Regions from separate parts of the Homo sapiens genome. Here region 2 is linked to region 1. The links are chromatin contacts, found by Hi-C or POLR2A ChIA-PET in ENCODE. All regions are on one chromosome and are shown on one strand. The core of a region is the stretch at or near the end of the contact, and the rest is flanking DNA. Distances in the headings are between cores, read along the strand shown. Region 1 holds the start of TNFRSF9 (TNF receptor superfamily member 9). Region 2 has its middle 42 kb from the start of LINC01714.

What was found. Hi-C counts contacts between places; a loop is a spot of excess contacts on that map. ChIA-PET counts read pairs that join two places held with the same protein, here RNA polymerase II (POLR2A). Pooled maps may share reads with other maps.
Region 2: a loop to region 1 is called in a pooled map, with 2.5 times the contacts of the local background. The contact joins the enhancer-like site here to the promoter of TNFRSF9 in region 1. A Hi-C loop is called at or near these places in 6 of 50 pooled maps. POLR2A ChIA-PET finds 5 or more read pairs at or near these places in 2 of 52 experiments (H1 and OCI-LY7).

What each region holds. Positions count from the first base shown.
Region 1 is chr1:7,938,761-7,944,524 of GRCh38, forward strand. It overlaps TNFRSF9 (TNF receptor superfamily member 9), which reads right to left and starts at 2,079. Exons shown (of 8, transcript NM_001561.6): 1 at 2,024-2,079; 2 at 1,135-1,318; 3 at 1-68. The coding sequence starts at 1,234. RefSeq lists a silencer at 3,783-3,922.
Region 2 is chr1:8,164,182-8,169,945 of GRCh38, forward strand. No RefSeq gene overlaps it. Among named protein-coding and RNA genes, the nearest start is that of LINC01714, 42 kb to the right of the region's middle. RefSeq lists enhancers at 1,528-1,822, 2,768-3,441. Within about 2 kb of position 3,135, at least 4 of the 41 ENCODE cell types and tissues checked have a DNase peak (open chromatin) inside an H3K27ac peak, as active enhancers do.

The DNA.
Region 1 (5,764 bases), core at 829-3,328:
TGCGCTGGAGAAACTATTTGGAGGACAGGGACTGCAAATCTGATTCCTGTTATTATCACAGAATGTACCTAAGAAAGGCAGACAATAGTGGTACACGTTTGACAATGGGCAATCGTCACCCAAGGCATTCCGAAGTTTACAATAAAATAAGATTATAAAAGAATGATGAGTTTTCTAGATGCCACAGTGGTGGACATTAGTTTGATTGACTTCCTAAAACAATACATTTGCAAGATTATTCTTTGTGTAATCACAGAATTAGAAATAACAAAATACAGGCCAGGTGCAGTGGCTCACGCCTGTAATCACAGCACTTTGGGAGGCCGAAGCGGGCAGATCACCTGAGGTCAGCAGTTCAAGACCAGCTTGGCCAACATGGTGAAATCCTGTCTCTACTAAAAATACAAAAATTAGCCAGGCGCAGTGGTGCACACCTGTAATCCCAGCTACTCGGGAGGCTGAGGCAGGAGAATTGCTTGAACCTGGGAGGCCAAGGTTGCAGTGAGCTGAGATCGTGCCACTGCACTCCAGCCTGGGCGACAGAGTGAGACTGTGTCTCAAAAAAAAAAAAAAAAACATACACACACAAAAAAAACAAAAAAACCAGATATTGTAACAAATAAATCAACAGAAAGAAAATACTTTATCTATTGAATAAAACAAAATGATTATCTTGATTGATGTAGGAGATGAATATGACTGGATCCAGGAGGACATCAATGTCCTACACTAAAATTTAAATGCGACTGACCGTCCCCACTCTGTTAAGCCCTTTACTACGCGCTTACTCGCTGCTATGCCCCCAGTCGGAGCACAAAGCCCTACACACAAAACTAACATTTATTGAAGTCTTGCCTTGTGCCATGCACTGTTCTAAGCCCTTCATTTGATCCTCCCAGCCATCCTATAAAACAGGTTCTCTTATTATCCCCAGATGAGAAAGTCAAGGCACAAGAGGTTGAATGACTTTGCTGTGTTCACACAGCTAGGTTGTAGCATCCAATAAACATTTGTAAATGAATGAATTTTCATTTTCCTTTCCTTAAAAGGGAGCTCGTTAGCCCTGACTACTAGACTAACTGAACCATACTTCCAACAGAGCAGATCAAATGCACATGATAACTGGGTACTCACCAGCTGGGCAGTTACTACAAGGATCCTGCAATGATCTTGTCCTCTCAAAGTTGAGGACCAGCAACAGAGTGGCTACTATGTTGTAACAGCTGTTTCCCATGATGAAATCTGGCACAGGTATGATACTAGCAAAGCTGATTCCAAGAGAATTTTAATCAAATTAGCTGGTCTCACAAATGTCACTCTGCAAAAGATAAACATTTCCAAGGAAAGGTGGTTTCTCCTTTCAAAATTATCTATATTGCAATCATTACTTATACAATTCTATAAGAGGATAACTCAGGGTTTTTCAGGAACAATTAATGATGCAATATTACGGAAAAGTAGCAGATTCATAGAAACCACTAGGACAAGGCAGGCGTGATTAAACACACAGCTTTGTGCCGGTTTGCCAAAGTTTGAGGGTGCATTTTCCATCATGTTCTGCCAAAATGCAGAAATAACAATAGCAAGAACTTTTGGGGACTTTCATAGGTACTTTGCAGTACCAACCAGCAATAATGCCAATTACTTATTGCCCCTGAAATAAACTCCTTACAAAGAGAATCTGTCAGGGGCATCAGACAATTCAGTTCAAGAAGAAGCTATCACATAATCACTCTTCCCCCTTTAGCTGAACACCTAACTACTAACATGTGGAAAGACCTCCCTGTTCAACTCACTAACACATTTTCTTAAACAGAGACATGTTTTGAGATGTGAAGTTTGTATGGTAACAAAACTAAGGAGTGAAAAACTCTTCAGGCTAAGTTATTGATGTTTATTTAAAGGGCTATTGAAGAGAAGTTATTACATATTAGGAGAAAAAGTCTAGAAATGGGCAAAGGGAGCAAAAGTTCCAATCTCACCCCTTCTCAGTGCCCCCACCCACTCCCCCAGATGGACAGACCTTGAGATCTCAGGGCTGCCGGAGAACTTTCCACTCCTTGGTCTTCAGGCTTCTGCAGCTCGAGAGGACTTCAGGTCAAACACAGGAGTGCGGTGACTCAGCCAGGGGCGGGGTCTCATGGGAAATTCCCACCACAGCTCTGTGACAGCCCTATGAAATCATTCATTTCATATCTGCTGACCCCGAAATCCCCTAGAGCCCCCGTCCCTGCCTGATAATGGCACTTCAAATTGCTTCTTGGAAGCAGCTCTCTACTGTCAGGATGTGTCACAGATGACGCTGGGAAAACGATTTTGTCCCTTAAGATAGCTCTCCAGGACAAAGCATTTAGCATGTCCTTAAAACACTGGATTTGAGATTAGAGGAATGAAACCAAATTCAAAACAGTGATCAGCATTTTGCCATATGCGGTCCCCTAACTCCATAGTCACTGTAATGCAATAGCTGCCATTACTTGAGCACAGCCGATGTGCCAGGCATCAGAGATGCACTGCGGTGAATACACACTATCCTCGAAAGAACCCTAGAACTTGGTATGACTGCTGTTGTTACTGGGAGAACACTATGCAAATGAGGAAAGTGGGGCTGCAAGTGGAATTAGAGCGTCAACAGGACAGGGAGCAGGCAGGGTTGGAACCCAGGTCGGCCTGGTCCCTTATCGTGCTCCTCCGGGCATGGGTGACAGAGGGAGGAAGGAGGGAGAAATGGAGGGAAATGGAAACAGGGGAAGCACAGCAGTCACACGGCAAGTCAATGACCAGGACGTGGTTCGGTGAAGCTGAGAGCTAGGAGGGATTTTTAGAAAACCATGATTTCAATTTTTCTTTAAAAAAAAAAAAAGGAGAAAGAGACCAGGCGCGGTGACTCATGCCTGTAATCCCAACACTTGGGAGGCCGAGGTGGATGGATCATCTGAGGTCAGGAGTTTGACACTAGACTGTCCAACATGGCAAAAACCTGTCTCTACTAAAATTACAAAAATTAGCAGGGAATGGTGGCGGTGGACCCCTTTAATCCCAGCTACTGAGGCTGAGGCAGGAGAATCGCTTGAACCTGGGAAGTAGAGGTTGCAGTGAGCCGAGATTGCGCCACTGCACTCCAGCCACAAAAAAAAAAAAAAAAAGAAGAAGAAGAAGAAGAAGAGGAAGAGGAGGGCAGAGAAAGCAGAAGGAAAAAAAAGTACAGTAAGAGGAGAGGAGGAGTATAAGGAGAAAGAAGAGGGAGAAGAGGAGGAGGAGGAGAAAAATAAAGAGAAAAGGAGGAGGAGGAGGAAGAAGAAAAGAACAGAAAGAGAAGGGGAAGAGGAAGAGGAGAAGGAAGAATGAGGAGGAGAAAGAATGAGACGGAAGAATGAGGAGAAGGAAGAGTGAGGAGGAGAAAGAATGAGAAGGAAGAATGAGGAGAAGGAAAAAGGGGTGTTTCTGGAGGAGGAGGAGGAGGAGGAGGAGGAGGAGGAGGCGGCTGCTCCAGGCTGTAGATGAACCTGCCCATCATTGAGCAGCTGGAGAACCTCAGGAAAACCAGGGGAACTGTGGCTGGGGCAGGCGTGGGCTGGGGAAGGACATCGAGAGTAGCTTGGGCCGTCCTCCTGCCCCGCGGTTCCCAGCACGAGCTCTCCCGACAGAAGAGGAAAACGCGGCGCGACTCGGTTGGGGGACAGCGCTGAGATGCGGACAGATGCGGACGTTCTGCCGCCGCCTGCAGGCAGAGGGACTCGGAGATCAGGCCGCAGAAGCAGAAGAAGGCAGACGGGAAGGAGGAGGAAGGAAAGGAGCCTTGTGGCTTCGTGTCCGACCCTCCCGCCCTTGGCCCGCGTGCCTGGAGCCAGCCCCACCGCGCCCGCGTTTCCTCCCGCGGGACTTCCCTTGGCCCTGGGTCTGCAGCGGGTCCTGCCGAGCTTCCTTCCCTCAGGCAGCCTCTCTCTCCCTGGCCACTCTCGGGGGTGAGGGGGGTTACCGGTTCCCAGTGATTTTTATTCCCTTTGCTCTCTCACGCCTCATGTTCCCCATTCTCCTGCCTCAGTTGTGTAATCTTGAGCAAATTTCTCAACCTCCCTAACTCTGTTTTTGCAAGCACATCTTACAGGTGCAGTGACACCATACATCTTCCTCGTGAGTGAGGATTAAATGAGACGATGAGCATGAAATACTTAGCTCAATGCTTGGCACATAGTTCTCAAGAAAGTAGGAATTGCTATGATCAGACTTACTGGTTTGAAATGTTCCTTCCCTGCCTCCCACACTGACCATCAGTAGAGCCACCACAGGGCAAGTCATGACAGAAAAGGAGAAAAACGCATGAGCTGCCTGCAAAATGTGTTCCCAAATACTGACGGTCATCTGAGAGTTATCTTACCTGTGACATCTGTGGGATCCCTCCTTGCCCCACTTTGGCAGAAATTGGCTGAATGTGAGAGTGTCACACCATAAAAATCGGACTGCTGATCCCCTCCTAACACTTTGAAAGTCACCATCTAACCAAGTAATCTCCTTGTTTACATGTGGTACTCTGTTTAACATTGCAGTGTGACATTTAACTGGGCCATATTTCATTTAACTAAATGCTACTCACTAGTCTACGTTTTGGACATTCTGTAGGCAGAGACATTACTTCCTCTGAAAGTGACATATTTAGTTTCCCAGCACAGTAATTAGCTCACTATTTCAGGCTTTTATGCCAGTAACATAAGAGTCTTTACTGAGCTAAAAGAGTCTCAACATTAGTTTTGCCAGCCCACAGTTAAACAAAGTCAACCACTTCAGAATTCTGCTACTGAAGGCTATGCTCAACTTTACTCAGGCGTTTAAAAAATTCATGGCTGGGAACAGTGGCTCACACCTGTAATCTCAGCACTTAGGGAGGCTGAGGCAGGAGGATCGCTTGAGCCCAAGAGTTCAAGATGACCTGGACAAGATGCCCAGACCCTGTCTCTACAAAAAATACAAAAATTAGCTGGGTGTGGTGGCATGTGCCTGTGGTTCTAACTACTTGGGAGGCTGGGATGGGAGGATTGCTTGAGCCTGGGAGGTCGAGGTTGCAGTCAGCCATGTTTGCACCTGTGCACTCCAGCCTGAGCAACAAAACTAGACTGTCTCAAAAAAAAAAAAAAAAAGAATTCATGTTACTGCATGCATTTTTGTGTGGTATAAAATCATCGTAGTAAGCTAAGTCAAATTATATAGTTAACCAGATATACATACTATCTAAGCTAGCCAAAGGTGTAATACTCTTTTGGTATAATTTTCATTTGCTTTATAACATGTATCATATTGCTTTATCCATTGTAGCCCTGTAATCTTTCAAATGCAACAAAAGCTTTTTCTATTCCATAAAACCATCTCAAACTAAATCAGAGATGACCCCGACAAGACAGCAACACTTTAGCAGTATTAATAATATTAATAATATGTTTCATCCATCCTAAGCAGTATTAATAATCTGTTTCATCACATCCTAAGCATCTCATTCTAAACCAAGAAATAGGCCGGGTGCAGTGGCTCATGCCTATAATCCCAGCACTTTGGGAGGCTGAGGTGGGAGGATCACAAGGTCAGGAGATCGAGACCATCCTGGCTAACATGGTGAAACCCCATCTCTACTAAAAATACAAAAAAAAATTAGCAAGGCGTTGTGGCAGGTGCCTGTAGTCCCAGCTACTCTGGAGGCTGAGGCAGGAGAATGGCGTGAACCCGGGACACGGAGCTTGCAGTGAGCCCAGATCGTGCCACTGCACTCCAGCCT
Region 2 (5,764 bases), core at 1,885-4,384, 230 kb after region 1:
GCAACCGCTAACCTATTTTCTGCCTCTGTAGATCTGCATACTCTGGACATGTGGTATAAATGGAATTATATAATATGTAGTCTTTTTTTTTTTTTTTTTTGAGACAGAGTCTCGCTCTGTCACCCAGGCTGGAGTGCATGGCGCGATCTTGGCTCACCGCAAGTTCTGCCTTCTGGGTTTATGCCATTCTCCTGCCTCAGCCTCCCGAGTAGCTGGGACTACTGGCACCCGCCACCACGCCCGGCTAATTTTTTTGTATTTTTTTTAGTAGAGACGGGGTTTCACTGTGTTAGCCAGGAAGGTCTCAATCTCCTGACCTCGTGATCCGCCTGCGTCAGCCTCCCAAAGTGCTGGGATTACAGGGGTGAGCCACCACGCCCGGCAATATGTACTGTTTTGTGACTGACTAATTTCACTCAGCGTAATGTTTCAATGTTCATCCATGTGATAGCATGTGTCAGCATTGCGTTTTCTTGTTGAGTGATATTCCATTGTACAGATATGCTACACTTTGTCTATGTATTCATCAGTTCATAGACATTTGGATTGTTTCTACTTTTTGTCAGCCATTCCTTTGAATCCAGCGTCCATTCAACCACCCGGCTGGCCAAGCAGGCCCCGTCTTCCTCCAGCCTGGAGAGCTCCCTCCCTGGTGATGACGTTTGGGTGCTGTCGTTCCTAAACTGACAGCACCGCGTGTGATGGCATGGACCCTGTCGTAGTCATCAGAATTCTTTAACAAATTGTCATGGCCCTTTTTTTTTTCTTTTTTTTGGCAGTGTCTTGCTCTGCCACCCAGGCTCAAGTACAATGGTACAATCGTGGCTCAGGGCAGCCTCAAACCCCTGGGCTCAAGTGATTCTCGTACTTCAGCCTACTGAATAGAAAGGTAAGACTACAGCCATGTGCCACCCCATGCAGCTCAATTTTTTTTTTTTTTTTTGAGATGGAGTCTTGCTGTGTCACCCAGGCTGGAGTGCAGTGGCTCGATCTCGGCTCACTGCAACCTCCACCTCCCGGGTTCTAGCGATTCTCCTGCCTCAGCCTCCCGAGTAGCTGGGACTACAGGCATGTGCCACCACCCCTGGCTAATTTTTTTTATTTTTAGTAGAGACGGGGTTTCACCATGTTAGCCAGGATGGTCTCGATCTCCTGACCATGTGATCTGCCTGCCTCGGCCTCCCAGCTAATTTTTTTATTTTGTAGAGACGAGGTCTCGCTTTGTTGCCCAGGCTGGTCTTGAACTCCTCCCCTCGAGTGATCCTCCTGCCTCGGCCTCTCAAAGCCTGCTGGGGATTACAGGCATGAGCCACTGTGCCCAGCTGGGGCTCTTCTCTTTCTAAGTTTTCATAGAATCGTACTCCCCCATCCCCTTTATGGTTGGGGTGGCCATTTGACTTACTTTGACCAATGCAATCTGAGTGCAAGTGACGTCTGTCACTTGGGTGGAAGCTTGCTATGATTTGGCTCTGTATCCCCACCCAAATCTCATCTCGAATCGTAATCCCCAGGTGTCAGGGGAGGGACCTGGTGGGAGGTGATTGGATCGTGGGGGCTGTGTCCCCCATGCTGTTCTCATGGTAGTGAGGGAGTTCTCACGAGATCTGATGGTTTTATGATGGCAGTTCCCCTCCCCCGCCCCCCACGCTTTTCTCCCTCCTGCCACCTTGTGGAGAAGTTGCCTGCTTCCCCTTCAGCTTCCACCATGATTGTAAGTTTCCTGAGGCCTCCCCAGCCATGTGGAACTGTGAGTCAATTAAACCTCTGTCCTCTATAAATTACCCAGTCTCGGGCATTTTGTTAATAGCAGCATGAGAACAGACGAATACAAAGCTCTAAGAGCCAGCGTGCGTTTTGTCCTGTTTCTTCCCCATGCTGCAGTGGCTGTAGGAGTGTATGACAGATAGAGCCTCCCTCTGCCTGGATGACTCTGCCCATGAGAACCTTCTGGATCATACTGGACAGACCGTGTAGAGCTTGAAGGTTGTGTGGGCCCATGCCTGATCTAGCTTGTCTAACCGACAGTTCTATGGGAGTTCACTCAGCACAGGATCTGGAGTGGCTGCTGCAGGGGGTGGGGCTGACCCAGGACCTGAGGATGAGGGGACGGGGTAGGCACAGGGTGGAGGAAGGGTGGGGGCCAGAAACAATTAGAGTCAGGTACCTGCCACCCCCTGGAAGACTTCAACTGAGATGGTTACTTGCAAAGACCACGATCCCACTCAGCTTTTCTTCCAGGGGTAAAACTGCTTCAAGAGTAACCATTACTCAATCTCCCTCTCCAGGGAGATATTCCATTATTGAGCATTTTATTATAGTTCTTGGGTGAATCTGGATTTCTCGCTCTGTGTCTTATGTTTCTTTGAAGTGAATCCAGCAGTAACATATCCCTGCTCTTTTTGGATCACACGATGATCCAATTCTGGTGCCCAAGTGAGAGAAAAGGAAAAAGACAGCTGGTGTGTTTTTGGCAGGACTCCAGTGTAGCAATGGCCAAGGCTTCTCAGAGGGAATTATGTTCTTGTCCAAAGAGCCACCTTTGAGAAGGGGGTGACGGTGTCACCCTGTCTATCTTATGCACGTCCAAGTGCTCACCCATGAAGCTGGACTAGAGATTGAAAAGCACTCCACGCCTGGGCGTTGTGGCTTATGACTGTAATCCCAACACTCTGGGAGACTGAGGAGGGTGGATTACTTGAGTCCAGGAGTTTGAGACAAGCCTGGGAAAATGGTGAAACCCCATCTCTATTTAAATCATTATTTATATATATAAAATAAAAAAGCACCCCACATCCCTTTATTGCTGGAGATCACACTGTTTTTGGTAACTTTCATTGTCTCACTCTTTAGAAGTAATGACATGAATCATTTTAGTGCCAGTGCGAGTTAATTTACCAGCGTGGTTTCAGCATTAAGGCATGGACTGAATTTCAGGAAAATGCTTGTGATTAGCATCGCTTATTGCTATTTTACTTGAAGCTAAAAGATAAATCAGAGAAACAATATCCCAGTAAGGGCCCCCAGCAGGCGGTCCATCCTGACGATGACAGAGGGGGAGGAGGAACAATGGCTACACTTTACTCTGAAGTGGCTACATCACCTTTTTCTGGGCCAAGAAGCCCAGGTGCAGATGTTTTCTCTGCAGGGAGTGTGCTGAGCTGGGTTTTGTGGGCTGCAAACTCCTATCAGAAGTTGATAAAGTTCTGGGCCATTGGTTCTTAGCTGATTGGAGAAGCATTTCATAAGCTTAGAGTGTGAAACACCTAGAGATGAGTCATCCATATGGGCCAGTTCCCCTAAAAAAAAAAAAAAAGTCTCTACTGTTGTAAGCACACACACACACACACACACACACACACACACACACACCTTAAACTTTATCAGGGTCTCAAGTAAGTGATGAAATCGGATGTGAGTGGTGGCTCACGCCTGTAATCTCAGCACTTTGGGAGGCCGAGGTGGGTGGATTGCCTGAGGCCAGGCGTTTGAGACCAGCCTGGCCAACATGGTGAAAGCTCGTCTCTACTAAAAATACAAAAATTAGCTGGGCGTGGTGGCAGACACCTGTAGTCCCAGATACTCAGGAGGCTGAGGCGGGAGAATCACTTGAACCTGGGAGGTGGAGGCTGCAGTGAACCCCGATGGTACCACTGCACTCCAGCCTGGGTGACACAGCGAGACTCTGTCTAAAAAAAAAAAAAGACAGAATCAGATAATGTGTGGACAAGCCCTTCCCAAATTACAACCAGAAAGTGAAATCTGACAGAAGGGAAGAACAGGACAGCCCTGGGAGCTTCTAGTCATTGGAAGAGACCGGGGCTGCATGCAGATGGGGACCCTGTTGACAGCAGCCCCTGCCTGCCATGCTGAGACCCTGCGTGTGTGAGCATCCCCAGCTTGGTGGCTGAGCCATCTCCTTGTACCCCAACCACAACCTCCTCTGTGGCTCCAGTCACATCCTGTCCCTTCAGAAGGCCACTCACAGGACATGCCCTTCCTGTGGTGACTGGTCACCTTATTCATGAAGGAATGACTGAGGACATGACTGAGGTGTAGCAGAGTCAAGCTACACCGTGAGTGTCTGTGGGCACTGCAATACCTTGGAGCTGCTGGACTCCTGAACATTGTCTAAATCATCTTTCGCAGCCATCCATCTTCTGCCACATGGATTCCAGTTTCCATTGTGAGAAAGGGGTTCAACGAGCCATGGCATTTTCCACCAGAGGGTCAGCATCTGGGCCTCTGTTATTTTTCCTTTTGAGGCCCAGTTTTCTTGAAAACGAATAAAACTTACAGCTCTTAAAAATACCTAGGATGGGCTGGGCGCAGTGGCTCATGCCTGTAATCCCAGCATTTTGGGAGGCCGAGGCAGGCAGATCACGAGGTCAGGAGCTCAAGACCAGCCTGACCAACGTGGAGAAACCCTGTCTCTACTAAAAATACAAAAATTATACCGGGCACAGTGGCTCACGCCTGTAATCCCAGCACTTTGGGAGGCCAAGGCGGGCGGATCAAGAGCTCAGGAGTTTGAGACCAGCCTGACCAACATGGTGAAACCCCGTCTCTACTAAAAATTAGCTGGATATGGTGGTGCACGCCTGTAATCCCAGCTACTTGGGAGGCTGAGGCAGGAGAATTGCTTCAATCTGGGAGGCGGAGGTTGCAGTGAGCCGAGATGGCCCCACTGTACTCCACCCTGGGCAACAGAGTGAGACTCCATCTCAAACAAAAACAAAAACAAAAATGAGCCGGGTGTGGTGGCACATGCCTGTAATCCCAGCTATTTGGGAGGCTGAGTGGGGAGAATCACTTGAACCTGGGAGGCAGAGGTTGCAGTGAGCCAAGATCACACCACTGCACTCCAGCCCGGCCAATAAGAGTAAAACTCCGTCTCAAAAAAATAAAAAACAAGAAAAACCTAGGATGGGCCGGGCATGGTGGCTCATGCCTGTAATCCCAGCACTTTGGGAGGCCGAGGCAGGGGGATCACTTGAGGTCAAGAGTTTGACACCAGCCTGGCCAACATGGTAAAACCCCACCTCTACTAAAAATACAAAAATTAGCTGGACATGGTAGCAGGTGTCTGTAATACTAGCTACTCAGGAGGCTAGGGCAGGAGCATCACTTGAACCTGGGAGGTGAAGTTTGCAGCTAGCCAAGATCGCGCCACTGCACTCCAGCCTGGGCCGCAACAACAGCAACAACAAAATACCTAGGATGCAGCACTCTTCATGGATTTAATCTAATTATCATGTGAGATGAGTCAATGATCATGAATTGTAGGGGTAAAGAAAATGAGTCACAATGAGACCATTGGTGATGGGTCAGAAGGGGCTCCCTGGTTTCACCCTCCACTGCCCTGGGGGGTCCACGCTTCCCCTTGAGCTGTGGCTGGGTGATGCTGCCCTCAAAGGCCAGCTGTCATGGGCTTTCCCCACCCCGACCCTGAAATTTCCCCCATTTGTCTGAGCTATGGCCACCTTACTGGCTCAGAAGTCAGGCTACAATACTGCAATGGAACCGGGTGATGAAGTGTCATAAATAGTTAATACAAATTCTGCCAACAAGTTTGGGGTTAATAGCCGATCTTAAAATGGGTAAGGGAAAGAAAGGGAGAGGGAGGGAAAAAGGAGAGGGAAGAGAGAGAGAGACAAAGAAAAAGAGAGAGATTTTCTGGCATTCATCCTAAGCATTTCAGCCGTAAACTGGTTTAGGCCAGTGAGACAGGATGTTCTGCAGAGCAAAGATCACGTGACCACACAGT